Regions from separate parts of the Mus musculus genome. Here region 2 is linked to region 1. A link is a loop called in an ENCODE intact Hi-C map of the cell type or tissue named here. Cell type or tissue: left cerebral cortex. All regions are shown on one strand.

Region 1 (8,000 bases):
GAAATAGTGACGTAGGCAATAGCATTTATAGATATCATTCTATGCCTTTTAATCTTAGTTTTAATAGTTGTTATTAATAGTTGATAATAGAAGTAGAGCCATATGGTCAATGCTGGAGTCTGTCAGTGCTAAGGCAGACTTTAAGAGACTTGAAAAGTACAGAGCAAACTTAACAAAGAGTAAGATTCTGGGATAATCTATAACCTTTATCAGGCTTACAAGCACACACCTGTAATCTAAGTCGAGAGTCTGAGCCCAGCCTAGGCCAGTGGTGAGATTCTGTTTTGGTTTGACTGAGATGTTCTCCGCAGGGTTGGGCATTTGAAAGGAAGGTCCCCAGATGATGGCAATATTTAAGGCGTCTCGGGAGAGGTGGGCTTATTGGAGGAAGTACGACACTGGAGGCAGGTTTAGGATTCACACCGTTTCGAGTTCATTCTTTCTGCCTCTCGCTTGCTGTTCAAGATGTGAGCCACAGCTCCCGCTCCAGCGACCCTGCCTGCTGTCACACTTCCTGCCAAAACAGACTCTAACCTCTGGAACCTTTAACCCAAATAAATTCTTTCTTCTATGAGTTGCTTTGGCCATGGTGTTTTATTACACAGTCGAAGAGGAATTAACATAAACTCCATTCAACGAATTAAATAGAAGAAAAATAGAAAACTTACTAACAAGGACAGCTCCTGATCATCAGACTGACAACTCGGTATATGTTCATAAACTTTAATTACTGCTATTAAAAGGGAGCAGCACACATGGTTAGACGATCCTAAAATGTAAAGTGACAGATGTCCACGAATATTAAAATCCTGTAATTATCAGTGCAGTTCATTAATTATCTGTCATTTGCATCTTAAAAAATAGGACCGATACTTATTCCCAAACCTTCAGCCATTTAATGAAGAAGGCCTGTGTGAGGGAAATAAGCTGTAACAAGCTGAGGCCGCTTTCAGGTGATATTTTACTCCAATAATCACGCAATCAGAAGTATTGTGTTGATTTTAACGCACCTTCCTCGTTTGAATACTGCAAACCAAAATTTAATCTGAGCTAAAGTGCACTTAGCTTTCCTTCCCTGTGCATCTGTCCGACTGGACTCAAACTGCCATGTTTCTATCTTTATCTTACATTATCGTCTTTTCTTCTCACCCCATTTCTTCTTCCCTAGAAGCTTTCGTGTTCTCTATTTCCTAAACCTTTGAACTTTTTACAAATTCATTGGCAAGCCAGCCACAATCGTGTGGGCAACAGGCATCTCCTGGTAGTGGCTTCCTGACCCACTCATAGGCTCAGGGGTGTAGAATAGGGAATAAGGTAATTTTGTAATCAGCGCTGTCTCTGCTGGTGGTGAACTTGATACATTTCTATAGGCTCTGCACAAGGAATTAGAAAAATGAGGTTTGCTGGGCATGGTGACGCACGCCTTTAATCCCAGCACTCGGGAGGCAGAGGAGGCAGAGGCAGGTGGATTTCTGAGTTCGAGAACAGCCTGGTCTACAGAGTGAGTTCCGGGACAGCCAGGGCTACACAGAGAAACCCTTTTGGGGGGGGGGGGGGAGAAAAAGAAAAAGAAAAATGAGGCTAGGGCTGGAGAGATGGCTCAGCAGTTAAGAGTCATCTTAACTGACTGCTCTCCTCACTGACTGCTCACCCTAAGGTCCTGAGTTCAAATCCCAGCAATCACATGATGGCTCATAACCATCCATAATGAGATCTAATGCCCTCTTCTGGTGTGCCTGAAGACAGCTACAGTGTACTTATATATAATAAATAAATCTTTGGGCTGAAGCGAGCAGGAGTCCAATTTCCAACAACCACATGATGGCTCACAACCATCTGTACAGCTACAGTGGTACGAATACACATAAATAAATAAATCTTTTTTAAAAATGAAGTTAATTTCAGAGTTACTCTATCACAAATTTAAATAAAGATTTTCATTTGGTGTATTGATATCTATTGGTGATGGCCTCACTCTAGTCAAATCAAGTCTTAAAAGTTCGATTTCTGAAACACTGACCAATTTAAGTATCAAAGAGAATGGGGGAACCCAAATGCACTAAGGTGAATGGTAAATTATTTTCATTTTCCTTAAAATTCCATTGCTGGGGCTACCAAGACTATTCAGCAGATAAAGGTGCTTTCTGCCAAGCCTGGTTGTCAGAGTTCAATCCCTGGGGCCCACTGAAGAGAGTGAACTGTCTGAGCACTGTAGTATATGGACGGACACACACAGGAATGCACGCACACATGCATACATAGTCATAATGAATAAGTAAATGTAAAAGAAAATTTGAAGTAACACTCCATTATTTGAGAAATATATTTACATTATTTTCTAAAATACTTTTCGGTTTTTATATACTTATTAAATTTCTGGTGAGGTGTGGTGATACACACCTTTAATCCAAGCCCTTAGGAAACAGAGGCCAGAGGATCTCTGTGAGTTCAAGGCCAGCCTGATCTATTTAGTGAGTTCCAGGCTAGCCAGAACTACACAGAGATCCTGGGTTTGTTTGCTTGTTTTTATTAATAAGTCGTTTCCTTGAAATTAAAAGGCCTGCTATCACCTTTTTCTTAATTTTTTAAAATATTTGTCCCAGGCTGGAGAGATGGCTCAGCAGTTAAGAGCACTGACTATTCTTCCAGAGGTCCTAAGTTCAATTCCCAGTAACCACATGGTGGCTCACAACCATCTGTAATGGAATCCGATGCCCTCTTCTGGTGTGTCTGAAGAGAGAACTGTGTACTTACATACATAAAATAAATAAATCTTTTAAAAAAATTGTTTCCTGTTTTCTCCAGTGTCGCATCTTATGAAGCATCATTAAGACTTCCTGTATTATTTCAATTATACTTTCACTGAGCATTATACTATAAACGTATAGTATTGCACTAGACATTTCATTTATACTTTCAGTTAGCATCTAGACAAACAGCTCAGTTCAGAAACTGGCACTACAAACTCCTGTCCCTGAAGCTTCCCTCCACATCACCTCAACTTTGCTTCCGACTCTTTTGGTAAAGGAGATAATGAAAGTATCTCCGACTGCAGATGAAAATCCACTCAGCCTGACTTTGAGACTTCTGAAACTCAAAGCTACTGGAAGAAAACATAGTGGGAGAAAGCTTCTGACATCTGGTCTGAGAAAACCTTCGGGAAATAAAAGCGAGGGGGGAGGCAGAGGGGGCAGGGGGGGGGGGGTGGACGGACGAGAATTGCTTCAAACTACAAGTCAAGACAAATAATTACCCAAACGAAGAGACAACCCAGAGACTGGGAAAAGGGAGTCCCAAGCATTTAATAGGGCATTAATGCACAAAGTCTATCAATCTCCAAACAACCCAATATCACAGAAACAACCCAGTTTCAAAATAGGCCCAAGTCTTAACAAACACTCCTCAAAAGAAGGGTATAGATGGCCAAGAAGCTCAGGAGAAGATGCTGAAATCACCAAGCATCAAGAAAATGCAGCTTTAACCGTGATGAGACACCACACCTGCCAGGGTGAAAAAGAAAGACCTGCCAGCAACGACAGAAGGAAACACAACACACTCCTGCCCTGTAGGTAGGAATGTTGGTGAGTATGGCGATTATGGTGAATGGTCCTCAAAAAAGTAGAACTTGAATTATACTACATGGTGCAGACACACACACACACACACACACACACACACACACACACACACACACGCCTGGATCCGTATCCATAGCAACTGAAGTCAGTGGCGGGAGCATGAGCTGCCTTCCCTTTAGTGGTGTAAACCTTAGTCACAATAGCCTAGATATCGAGTCAAATTCCCTGCCGAATGGGTAAAGGACACGCGGTGTACTCACATGGTGAAATGCTATTTGTGATGGTTAATTTTCATTGTCAGCGCGACTGGATTTAGAGTCACCTAGGAGACCCGCTTTGGGGTGTGTTTTTGAGAAAGTTTCTGCAGAACTTTGACTGTGAAGGGAATATACGCCCTACTACCTTACATGTGGGCAGGACTATCCCGTGGACCTGGCTCTCCAACTGAATGAAAGGGAGCCGAGAAAAGGCATTTGTCTTTCTCTGCTTCCTCACTGCAGACGCTCTGTGACCGGCTGCCTCCAGCGCCCCCTACTGCTCCTTCCTGCTTACTGAGACCATCAGCTAAAATTTACCTTCCTTCCTTTTAAATTGCCTGTGTCGGGAATCTTGTCACAGCCCTGGGAAAAGCAACTAAGACATTACTAAAAAGGAATCAAATTCTATTATCTGGGACAACATGGATGAATCTGAGACATTATTGTGCTAAGTGAAATAATCCAGGCATGGAAAGATTAAGACTGCCAAATCTAATTCCTATGTGGAATTTAAATAGAAATTGGGGGGGGGGGGGGCTGGAAAGATGGCTCAGCAGTTTAGGAGCACTGGCTGCTGTTCTTGAGGTCCTGAGTTCAATTCCCAGCAAGCATGTGGTGATTCACAACCTTCTATACTGGAATTTGATGCCCTCTTCTGCCATGCAGGCATACATGCAAGTAGAGCACTCATACACATGAATCAACAAATCTTTTAAAAATGGAAAATGTGAAGAAAAAATCAGAAATTGGGTAGAAGTAGGGAGAATAGTGTTGATCAGTGGGTGTTCAAAAGTACCAGATTTCAACCAGACAAAACAATTGAGTTCTGAGAACCATTGTTGTACATAAAATTAATATAACAAGCAATGATGCATTGTCTGTTTCAAAATAATAGGATAGAATAAAATTTAAATCTATCATCACAGAAATGTTAAATAATTTTGTTAATAAAATGTTAAATAGATTTGTCAATTTAGGTATAAATCACTTTAACCATTCCACATTGTGTGTGTACACACACATATGTATTCATGTCAGTGTACTCCATAAATGTAATACAATTATGACTTTTCTATTAAAACAACTCAATAAAGGCTGGAAAGATGGCTTGGTAGTTCAGAGCACATACTGCTCTTTCAGAGACCTGAGTTCTTACTTAGCATCTGGGTCAGGTGGCTCACAACCACCTGTAACTCCATATCCCAAGGACGTGATGCTCTTGTCTGACCTCCTTGGGCATATGCACAAACCCTCACAGACACAGACACACAGACAAACACATGCCATTTAAAACAAGTCTTTAAAAAATGACTAATTTAACAATAATCAATTTAGTAATTTAACAATAAGAGGTATAACAATAAAATCTGTTGGTATTTTCCTCGTGACTCTGACATGTTACATATACGCCTAAAAATTATGTGTCATCTCTAAGCTTTCTTTCTTCCATTATGTCATATTTGTTAAGTCACTGTCTTAATTAGGGTTTCATTGCTGTGAAGAGACACCATGACCAAGGCAACTCTTATAAAGGACAGCATTGAACTGGGGCTGGCTTACAGTCAGAGGTTTGGTCCATTATTGTCATGGCAACACACAGGCAGCCGTGGAGCTGGAGAAATAGCTGAGAGTTCTGTATATGGGTCAGTAAGCAGCAGAAAGACAGCATGAGCCACTAGCTCTGGCTTGGGCCTCTGAAACCTCAAAGCCCACATCAACACATTTCCTCCGACAAGGCCACACCTTATAATCGTACCACTCCCTGTGAGTTTATGCGGGCTATTCTCACTCAAAACACTACAGTTAATAAAATCTTAACTGTCTATCCTGTATCAGAATTCTAGTTGAGTGTGGTGGTGCACACCTTTAACCTCAGCAGTTGGATCCCTGAGTTCGAGGCCAGCCTGGTCTACAGAGTGAGTTCCAGGACAGCCAGGGCTACACAGAGAAGCTCTGTCCTGAAAAACAAATAAACAAGATTCTAGAGGGATAGAACTAATAGACTTGAGAGAGGGGGCAGGGAACTTACTAGTCTATCATCCAGCTAGTTTGACACTGGCTGTTTACCAACAGAAGGTCCAGCAGTTCAGTAGTTGTTCAGTCCATGAGGCTGGGTGTCTCAGCTGGACTTCAGTATACGCTGAAGTGGGCTCTAATGCCAGGGAAGGAATGCACTTGCCAGTGAGGTTCAGAAGCAACAGGCAAAACCTCAAAATCTTCCTTCCTTCTTCCACGTCAATGGCAGGCAGGTGTGGCCCAGAGCGGTGGATCATCTCACCGCAAAAGCTCTGCATGGAAGTGGGTTTTCCCACTTCAAATTATTTAATCAAGAAAAGTCGCTCACCGGTGTACTGAGCTGCTTGGGTTTTAGTTCATTTCAGATGTGGTCCAGATGTTGACAACCAAAAATAGCCATCACATATAGTAAACTTTTTTTTGGTCAGTTACAAGAAATGACAGGTTCTTTGTTTTTTGGTTTTTTGTTTGGTTTGGTTTTGGGATTTGTTTTTTTTTTTTTGTTTTGTTTTTTGTTTGTTTGTTTGGTTGGTTGGTTTTGGTTTTTTCGAGACAGGGTCTCTCTGTATAGCTCTGGCTGTCCTGGAACTCACTCTGTAGACCAGGCTGGCCTCGAACTCAGAAATCTGCCTGCCTCTGCCTCCCAAGTGCTGGGATTAAAGGAGTGAGCCCACCACACCCGGCAGAAATGACAGGTTTTTGTTTTTTTTTTTAATCTTAAAAAAAAAAAAAAAATCTTCTCTTAAGGTGGGCGTGGTGATCACACCTGTTATTCCAACTTCTGGGGAGGCTGGGACACAAAGATCTTAAGTTTAAGGACACCCACACCTCATAATGAGATGCTGTCTCCAGAAAGAAGAAAGGAGCAGAGAGATGGATCAGTAGAGAAAGTACTGGCTTTGCAAACATGAAGACCGTAATCCAAACCTGAGCACCCATATAAAAACCAGCAACAATGGTGCTTTCTTGTGAAAAATTCTTTCCTTTCTCACACTTTCTGTCCGTGGCTGCAGTTAGTATTTTGTGGCTGTGCTCTTGCCTGCATGCTGCTACAAGACTATATTTTCATGAGTATTGTTCCTTGTTTATCACTGACTTTCTTTTTTTTTTCCTTAAAGATTTATTTATTTATCTTATGTATCCTAATACACCATTGCTCTCTTCAGACACACCAGAAAAAGGCATCGGATCCCATTACAGATGGTTGTGAGCCACCATGTGGTTGCTGGGGATTGAACTCAGGACCTCTGGAAGAGCAGTCAGTCAGTACCCTTAACTGCTGAGCCATCTCTCCAGCCCACCCCCTGATTTTCTTATCCCTGATAATAATTTTTGCCTTTGACTCTTAGGTTTTTCAGTAGTGGCGTGGCCCACAAGTTTTGTTTGTTCATAGTTTCTCTTTTGGTTGTTGTTTCCATCTTTATTTTTAAGATTTTTGTTTGTTTGTTTGTTTGATTACTACATGCTATAAGAACACAGCAAGAACTCTTTTAAACATACAATTCTTAACTGAAAACATATTCACTTATATTTTAGATATTTTATTTTAATTTTTAAAATTTTCTGTGTGGGGCTGGAGGGATGGCTCAATAGTTAAGAGCACTGGCTGCTCTTCCAGAGGCCCTGGGTTCAGTTCTCTACAGTCACACAGTCACAGGGCTACACACAAACATCTGTAACTCCAGTCTGCAGGGAGCTGAGAACTAACTTCCTCTTCTGGCCTCTGAGGGTACCACCCGTGCGCATGCACACACACCCAAGAACCACAAACATGCAAATAACATATATTTTAAAACAGCATTATATATGTGTGTATGCATGTGTGTATGTGTGTATGCATGTGTGTGTGTATGTGTGTATGTGTATATGTGTATGTGTATCCATGTGTGTATGTGTATGTGTGTGCATTTGTGAATGTGTATGTGTGAGTGCATTTGTGTGTGTGTGCATGCATGTGTGTGCATGTGTATAGGTGTATGTGTGTGCATGTATGTGTATATGTGTATGCATGTGTGCATGTGTGTGCATGTATGTGCATGTATGTACATATATGTGTGCATGTGTGTGTATGTGTGTAAGTGTATGTGTGTGTATGTGTATTTGTGACACATGTGAGAACGCAAACACAACTATGAAGGTCAGATAATGA
Region 2 (8,000 bases), 1.8 Mb before region 1:
ATTAATGATACCAAAATCATAGTGCGTTGAATGAACCTAATTTATTCACCCTATTACCTTCTCTCTTGCAGGGATAATTTAAAGTCAATAGTAGTTCCATTTAAAACCTGTGAATTTTCAAATCTTCTAATTTAATTATGAAATCGAAAGAGATGTCAAATCACTGAGTGTATATTTGTACAAAGTAAATACTATGCATGAGACCTGGGTAATAAATGGCATATCTCCCTAGTATTTCTAATTAATTTCCTTCTCACATTGTAATTCTTTTATTCTCAAATTGTACCATGGTGACTTTCAGGTTTCCAGGAAACAGTGTCTGATGGATCATGTATATATTTTTTTCCACCTCAGCTCTCACAGCTAGAAAGTCCAGGCTGTTCTGTTGTAAACTTTTATTGGCAGGAGTTCATAATTCAGCTGTAAAATTTCATGCTGGGCTGCAATTCAGTGCACAAGCCCTATGCCCTGAAGAGCTTATGTTTCTACAAAAACAATTGTAAAAAAAAAATCTATTTTTTTTCTCTTTTAGGTGAACCAGAAAATAGTATAGTAAGAAACTCTATCCTTTAAAAAAAAAAGTTCTAAAAATAAAAGGTGCTAGATAAAATGATCTCCCTGACACTGGGACATAACCCCTCACTCATAAAAAATAACTATTATATGATAGCAATGGAAAATTTATACTTGTAACAAGTATAGCTTGCTCTCTGGTACTCAGAGTGCAAGAAATGTCACTTGCTTTATTTTTCTAAGATAGATTAAATCCAGTGTGAAGTCACCATCACCAAGGTTGACAAGAAGTCTAATAACAGTCAATTTAGAATGCCCTTTCTCCACCCTCAGGCGTTAGTAGAAATCCTAGGCTTATGGAATCCAGAAGAAGAGTAGAGTGCACATAGCTAAGTATGTGGCAGCTGTGGATTCTTAATCAGGAGGCAGGAGGCAGGAGGCAGGATTCATCGCATGGTTACTGTTATCCCTATCAGCACCACCAAACTCAAGAAGAAACCTTTGAGAAGCTAGTGTGCTGGCTAGTCTTAAGTCAACTTGACAGACACACCAGTCTTATCTGAAAGGAGGAGATCTTAATTGAAAAAAAAAATCTCCATCAGATCCAGCTGTAGAGCATTTTCTTAACTAGTTATTGATTGAAGAGAGCCCAGCCCATTGTATGGGGTTCTGTCCCTGAGCTGGTGGTCCTGGGCTGAGCAAGCCAGTAAGCAGCACCTTTCCATAGCAACTACATCAGTTCCTGCATCCAGGTTCCTGCCATGTTTGAGTTCTTGTCCTGATGTCTTTCAATGATGAACAGTGCTGTGGAAGTATAAGTGCAATAAACCCTTTAGTTTTCAACTTGCTTTTTGGTCATGGTGTTTTGTCAGAGCAATAAAAACCTTAACTAAGATGCCTACCTAGTACACAACGCTGATGAGGTATTGAGTTGGCCAAGGACATGAACACTCCTGCACATAGCTATATAGCCTTCACATGTTCCTTCTTGAATACGATTCTCTGCTTTATTAACTAGTTTCTAACCCACCAACTAGTTTCTAACCCACCAGAGACCTAAATTGCTTCTCATGGATGCCTATGTTTAGAATACTCAAGTTCCTTCTGAATACTTCTAATTCTGAACCCAGTAACCACTGTTTATATTCACTGTCTCAGTCGTACATAAGAAGGTCAGCTAATAAGAAGAAGGTGAAAAAAAAAAAAAACTCCTTAGTCTTCCTACTTATTCAACTTTAAAAGGAAGGAGTCCCCAACTTCATTTGTGGGTGTAGTAAAACCTTCCTTTTCTCCCTGTCTTGAAACATCCAAGATATAAGTCTCTGCATCTCTTTGCACTTGCCTGTCAACTTGGCACATTCCCTTCTCTGTTGGAATTCAATACCACTTTGTAAGCAGAACAGACCTAAAGATAATGTTGTTGTTCTTGAGTTGGAACTTAAAAACTTCAGATATTTCTCATAGCTTCATTAGCCAGTGTCCCTTTCAATTGACCTACTCTGTCTTTGGTGAGCTACAGCTGACTCAAAGTGCCCTTCAGGAACTGAGAGGTGAGACTCAGCAGAGACACTAATTAGCATTAATTTTTCAGACTGAATCTTTGATTTCTGCTCTATGCAAAGTGACACGTTATAGTGGGCAGCCAGCATACCCCTATACTAAAGCCTAAATGAAGTAAAGAAGAGAGCTCTGGGTGGAGAGGTGTCCAACTGCCAGGCAGAGTAAATTATCAAGCGTGGAAATATTCGATTGTACCAAACTGTTAGCCTCTCTTAATACAACATTTCATCATTTGATCTTCATGTCTTCTATCTATAAATGTATTTTAGTCAAATAGGTATCCAGAATGATAGGAGAGGGAGAAGGTTGGAGACAGGAATGAATGATGTCTGCTGACTCCTTCACAATGTATCAATATCCTCCTTGGATTTGAATGGTTTCCATTAGTCTTTAGGTTCCTCTTTGGATTGACTCACAAAGCATATCTGGAAATGGCTGGGGAAGGTCCAGAGAAGCCAGTGTGCGACCTCTCCCAGCAGCTCATTTTATCTTTGCCCATTCAGAATTTGAGGAGCTGGGGCATATGTTTATCCACTCAGGATTTTGCAATATTGTGTGGCAGTTCCCTGAAAACTACTAGCCCTCTTATTGATGCTTTCTTTAGAATAAACTCCTCTTCCCTGGATCTGTAAGGTTGAAAGGTGAAAGCACATGATGAGTTATATCTTGAGTTTGCAAAACTGTCTGGACTAAAAAGGAACAAAGAGAAAATAAGACCATTCTAATCACAAAAAAAAGGGAAAAAGATAAAATGTGTTGATTTCACACTACCAAGTTGAGAGAATCTTGATGTAGATGATAAAGGATCTTTTAAAGATGTATATCACACTAATGAGTTCAAACTTATTTTAATATACACTTCCCTGTGAATAAGCCTTCTGGTAGTGAAAATGTCCCACTATGAGTCTTTCCCTATGTGAGATTCAACACTAGGCAATCTACCATTTTCCCACCAGGTGGAGCTCATGCAGCAACTTTGAGACAGCCAGCTCCTAAGAGTAAAAATCACAGAACTGAAAATATTACTGTCAAACAGATGTTCTTGTCTTTGATGCTGCATCGAAGTTAAGGTAGGAATGATGAGGTCGGAAAGGCTAATAAATTTATTATGTGTTGGAAAACTTATTTCTCCTTGCCCATGAGGCAGAAAAGCCATTATTTGTAAAGTATAATGCTTTGTTTGCTGTGGCATCAAATTCCCCTAATCCACCACATAGTTTTGTTATCCTTTGTGTGGTGTGCGTCTTTGGTTATGAGTAAAGAAAAGAGACTACAGTAGTTTCTGTTAGATGACTGCCTAAAAGTTCAGCACATTTAAATAAATCTGCTATGGGAAAAAGATGCACTGGACATCGGTCATCTAACAGTGGCTGAAACATAGAGACAGCATCAATGCTGAAGAGCAAATGATGGGTGAGGATGGCAGAGCCTCTAAACAAAGCAGACAGTTTGACAAAAGTGTTTTCCCCCATGTTGGTCAAATAGATCTGAGCATCTCTGCATCCAGCCTGTATGTCCTGAATCTGTTTTCTATCTCTCTTTATCCCTCACCCAGTCCTCACCATCCTTTCATCTGGTTCTCCCTGCAGTGGAATAGGCTGTTAGTAGACTGAAGTTACAGTACGGAAGCTTGTTGTGCAGATAATGAGGAATGTAAACTCACTCACTTCTCTGCTTAATTAGTATTTACTGAGCTTATACATTTGAATATTCTGAAGTATACTAGCCTCTTCTTCTCACTTTCTCCCTCTTATCTCTTTGTTCAGCCGGTAGTTTCTCAAACTGATTTAATAATGGCCATGCATTCCTCAACCTGAGGCTTTCATTCTTTTTTCCCATCTCCTTGCCCAGCTGGATGGTCTACAAACTTCTTTAGATAAAGTCCATCACAGATAAGGGGTATCAAAAGAGAAGGCTGCATCCTCTGTGGATTATGTTTGTTTGCTTGCTTTGTTTGGCTGTAAGTATTGAACTCAGATCTCATATAACCTTGGCATGCACTCTACCACTAAACTATATGCTTAACACTATACCCTCCTTTTGCTCTTCTTCACCTCCTTCTCCTCTTCCTCTTTCTCCTTCTCCTCTTCTTCCTCCTCCTTCTCTGTTTCTTCCTCTCCACTTTCCTCATCCTCCTCCCTACACCCCAACTCTGGCTCCTTTTCCTTTTCTTTTTGGGGAAGGGGACATATTATGTTTTTGAGACTGGCCTTGGACTCATGTTGTAATCAAGGTAGGTGTTAACATGTGACCCTTTCCAATTCAGTCCCCTGGATAGATAAGATTCCAGGTCTGCACTGCAGGACTCAGTTTTAACATGGATTATCAGTGTGTGTGTGTGGCACCAGAATGTGACGCTCCTCAGCCATTTACTTGACTGCTTTTCCTGGATCAGAAAAAAAGGTTCATGTGCCCGGCCATTAAGTTGGTTTGAGAAATTGAAGACTGAACAAAAAGATAAGAGAGAGGAAATGAAAGGCAGAGAGGCTAACATACTCCAGAATATTCAAATGTATAACCTCAGTAAATACTAAGTAAGCACAGAAATGAGGTCGTTTATATTCCTCATTTTACAAATGAAACAAGTGGGCTGGCAGAGAGTTCAAGCAGTTTATATACAAGTCAAAATGTGTTTACTAATTAAAAACCTCAAATGACTAATATAGATGTCAAGGAAGGCACCAAATTGAATATATTGACTTCTTTGCAAAAGATATCACTTTCTGCTATAGAGGTATTTGGGAAATGGAGTTTGCAACTAAACTGCATATTAGTTCATCAAAGGTATATTGTGAAAAATGGTATTTTGGGTAGATTAGAATTAGTCCTGTGTCCTGGATGGCCTGACAAAAAGCCATACTATTGATGTCTGCAGGCAAAGGTCATTTCCAAAAGCAGGAAGTGACTGGCTAGTCACTCGGGAACCCCTGCCCAGAAGGGTCTCTTTCATGGTTCAGCACTCTGCTGTTATTCTTTTACCGTTCTTAATCCATTTTTAACAGAGGACCCTGTTTTTTCATCTTATACCTGCCTTGCAATGGTGTCCAGCGGATGGTATTTGTCTTTTTTGATCATTACTGGATCAAAACCAGACACATCTTGTTTCCTGAACTGTTTTGTGACCTTTCAAACTGTCCCCAGAAGACATTGCTAGCCTGTTATTTCCTCAAACAGATGAGCTAGGAAGCACCATCTCTGCTCCAGCTAACATTCTTGTTGTGAAGGTAAAGAAAAGGATTCCTTTTCTCACTGGACAAATGCACATTGATATATCACTCTGTATGAGGCACATATCAAGGCCAAGATCCTATTCTAGTATGTTCTATCATGGCTACTTTCAGCCTTCCCTAAAAGAGGGAGGACATTTGTACCTGAATGCCCTAAGTTACTTGTTCTTCTTGTTACAACTTTTTCCCAGGGAAAGACCTATCACAGTCTTTTCCTTCAGCCCTGGGAGTGTCTACTAATCTTTTCTTTGTTCTGCCTGCAATTACTACCAATGGCAGCTCAGGCTGAACTTGGAAAAACGAGAACCCCATGGAAGCTGGCATCCTTGCTCAAGGCTAAAGAATTTCTCCAGTGGGTCCTTGTGGATTTTAAAACATTAAATATGTTCTATATTCTTTGTATATTAAAAAATCAAATCTCTGAAATCTCCTTATGTATTAATTATCTATTTTAGCATAACATGGTGCTCAACACTGAAGAGAGAGTTTTGGTTACAGCTCTGTTTCTGTGGAATCAGTCAAGGATAGTAAAAGTATCCAAATGTGCAGAAAATATGCATACAAGGGCATCAAGGAAAGGTGGCCAAAGAATGTTAGGTCAAAGTGTGTGGCATCATGTCCACCTCAAGATTAAGGATGCTACTGGGGCAGTGAGGAGTGAGGGAGTCTTAAGTGGCTAATGCTTATACTGGATGGTACAGAGAGAAGCTATTAGACCTTTTCCAAATAGTTTTGGAAGATTATGTAGAAGAGGTGGGATTGCATGAGCTATTTGGATGATAGAAGAGAGATAACTTGGCAGTTGGTAAGAGCTAGCATTCCAAGAATATGGCACAATTTGGAAAAGGCTTGTGTAGAATGACTGGGTGATGGAGACATTAAGCCAATTGGCTTGAGCTGAGCTGGGGCTCATTCCAAGGAAGGATTTCAAATTTAATTCAAAACAAAATAATGACTTTCTGAAGCATGATTATGGCAACTGACAATAAATTTCTGAATCCAATCTATGCTACACAAATCAAGAGGGAGCTTAGGGAATTCCTGGGAAAGGAAGTCTCCTGGGTAAGGGGGTGGGGTTATGCCTTAAGAGTGATAAACACCAGCAACTCTCATTGGTAAACAGAGCAAATCCTATACAGACCAGCATGGTGCAAATAGCCAGGGAGAAGAAAATATTTTATCCTTGTTTCATTGATGTAAGGAAAGGAATTATGGACATAGATCTTGGCCTCCTTACTTTCATCTTTGCTGATGTTTTCATGACCACTGACATTCTAAATGGAACCCCTGTGTCTTCAGGAGGACAATACCTGCTCTCCTTGCTACACCTTTAATTGCATACCCCAGTAAGACCCCATGTATTCACTAACTTGGATTTCCAAATTTTCATGATATCTGTTACTTTTACAAAGATCTTTGCTAAATGATGAGAGAATGAATCCAGTTCAAAAGTTAAACAAAAAAGGAATCAAATATCTGTTATAAAGTGGTACTCACACACCAAATGAATGAATCTGGAAAGCATAGAAGAGTTAGAATGGGGGATGTGTCTTAAAGAATATGTAGACTGGATTTTTTTTTTAGGGGAAGAGCAGAGCATTGTGGGAAGGCACTGTCCTCAAAGGGAAAATAAAGTTAAAGGTTAATCATGACATAAGAGCTCATACAGTCCTGGTCAGAGGGTTTTAGAGCACAAGAGAGAGACATTAAGAGGGAAACAAAATAAGGAGGCTGTCGATGTTGTGCAGAAGGACAAAATATTCAGGAAGTACTTTCTGCCCAAAATCATGGAGATTTTAAAAAAAAAAAAAAAAAAAAAAAAAACAAAGTTAACAGTTGAAAACTTCCAGTAAGTTTTTTTCTTTCTCTCACACAATGGTGACTTGCCAGCGCACAGAAGAGGTAAATCACCCACCCTATATGACAATTTTGATAGCACCATCTGAAGAGTCACCAGATCATTTGTCTTAGTGAAAGGCCCTCCGCATATTCTCAAGCTCCGCTACTGGTATGAGAAGAGGATCCTGTGGAAGGGCTCTGCAGTGCATCTTTGGCATGTCCTGCTGCTCTGGCCATCTGCTGTGCCTTACAACGTGGTCTGGCAATTTAAGAGATGGCACAGGCAGCCCCACAATATATCCATATGTTATCCCCCTCCTCGGAGCATGAGAAACACAACAGCCATCTTCAAGACAGCACCAGGAATCCCTACCCACATGACTTCCTTTTTCTCTGGAAGACCAGAGTTTACAACTTAGAAAGTGTGAATTCAAAAAGCTAGTTAATCTGACCAGAAAATCCCTATAGGTGATGAGGTGATGTTAAGTTAGAAGCTAGGCTCAGGGTATAAAAGAGATCCCGATGTTGATAAGAGGGAAAGGGGGGAGTGGGAGGGAAAGAGAGAAGGGAAGGTTGAGGGAGGGAGAGACCCACTCATGTTAGCTTGGTTTATGGAGAACAATTGGTAATATACTAAAGATCCCTGTGAAACTGGGAGTATATTAGGAGTACATTTGCACCCATATACAGGATTTTATAACCTAAAACATTGCTTCTTGAGATAATCCACCAACTATACCTATAGGAAGCTTGGAGGAGATGATAGGGAGTCTTCTAAGAGATACCCCAGAACTCAGCCTCAGAGGCAGCCTTTTTAAAAGAACCCTCAGCAGATTCATGCACACCTCTACACATTTGCAA

Evidence for each region. A loop is a pair of places that touch in the nucleus more often than their neighbours do. Peaks named below come from ENCODE experiments on the same cell type or tissue, not always from the same donor. Only the 100,000 strongest peaks of a DNase experiment are listed, where the experiment ranks them.
Region 2: a loop joins it to region 1, with 5 times the contacts of the local background. A loop is called at or near these places in 2 of 42 quality-filtered maps.

The regions. Positions count from the first base shown.
Region 1 is chr8:48,019,512-48,027,511 of GRCm38, reverse strand. No RefSeq gene overlaps it. Among named protein-coding and RNA genes, the nearest start is that of Gm32052, 14 kb to the right of the region's middle. In left cerebral cortex, a CTCF peak has its summit at 4,116 (motif pointing left); DNase peaks (open chromatin) are centred at 3,754 and 4,057.
Region 2 is chr8:49,824,582-49,832,581 of GRCm38, reverse strand. No RefSeq gene overlaps it. Among named protein-coding and RNA genes, the nearest start is that of 4930555F03Rik, 460 kb to the right of the region's middle. In left cerebral cortex, a CTCF peak has its summit at 3,020 (motif pointing right); DNase peaks (open chromatin) are centred at 3,031 and 6,125.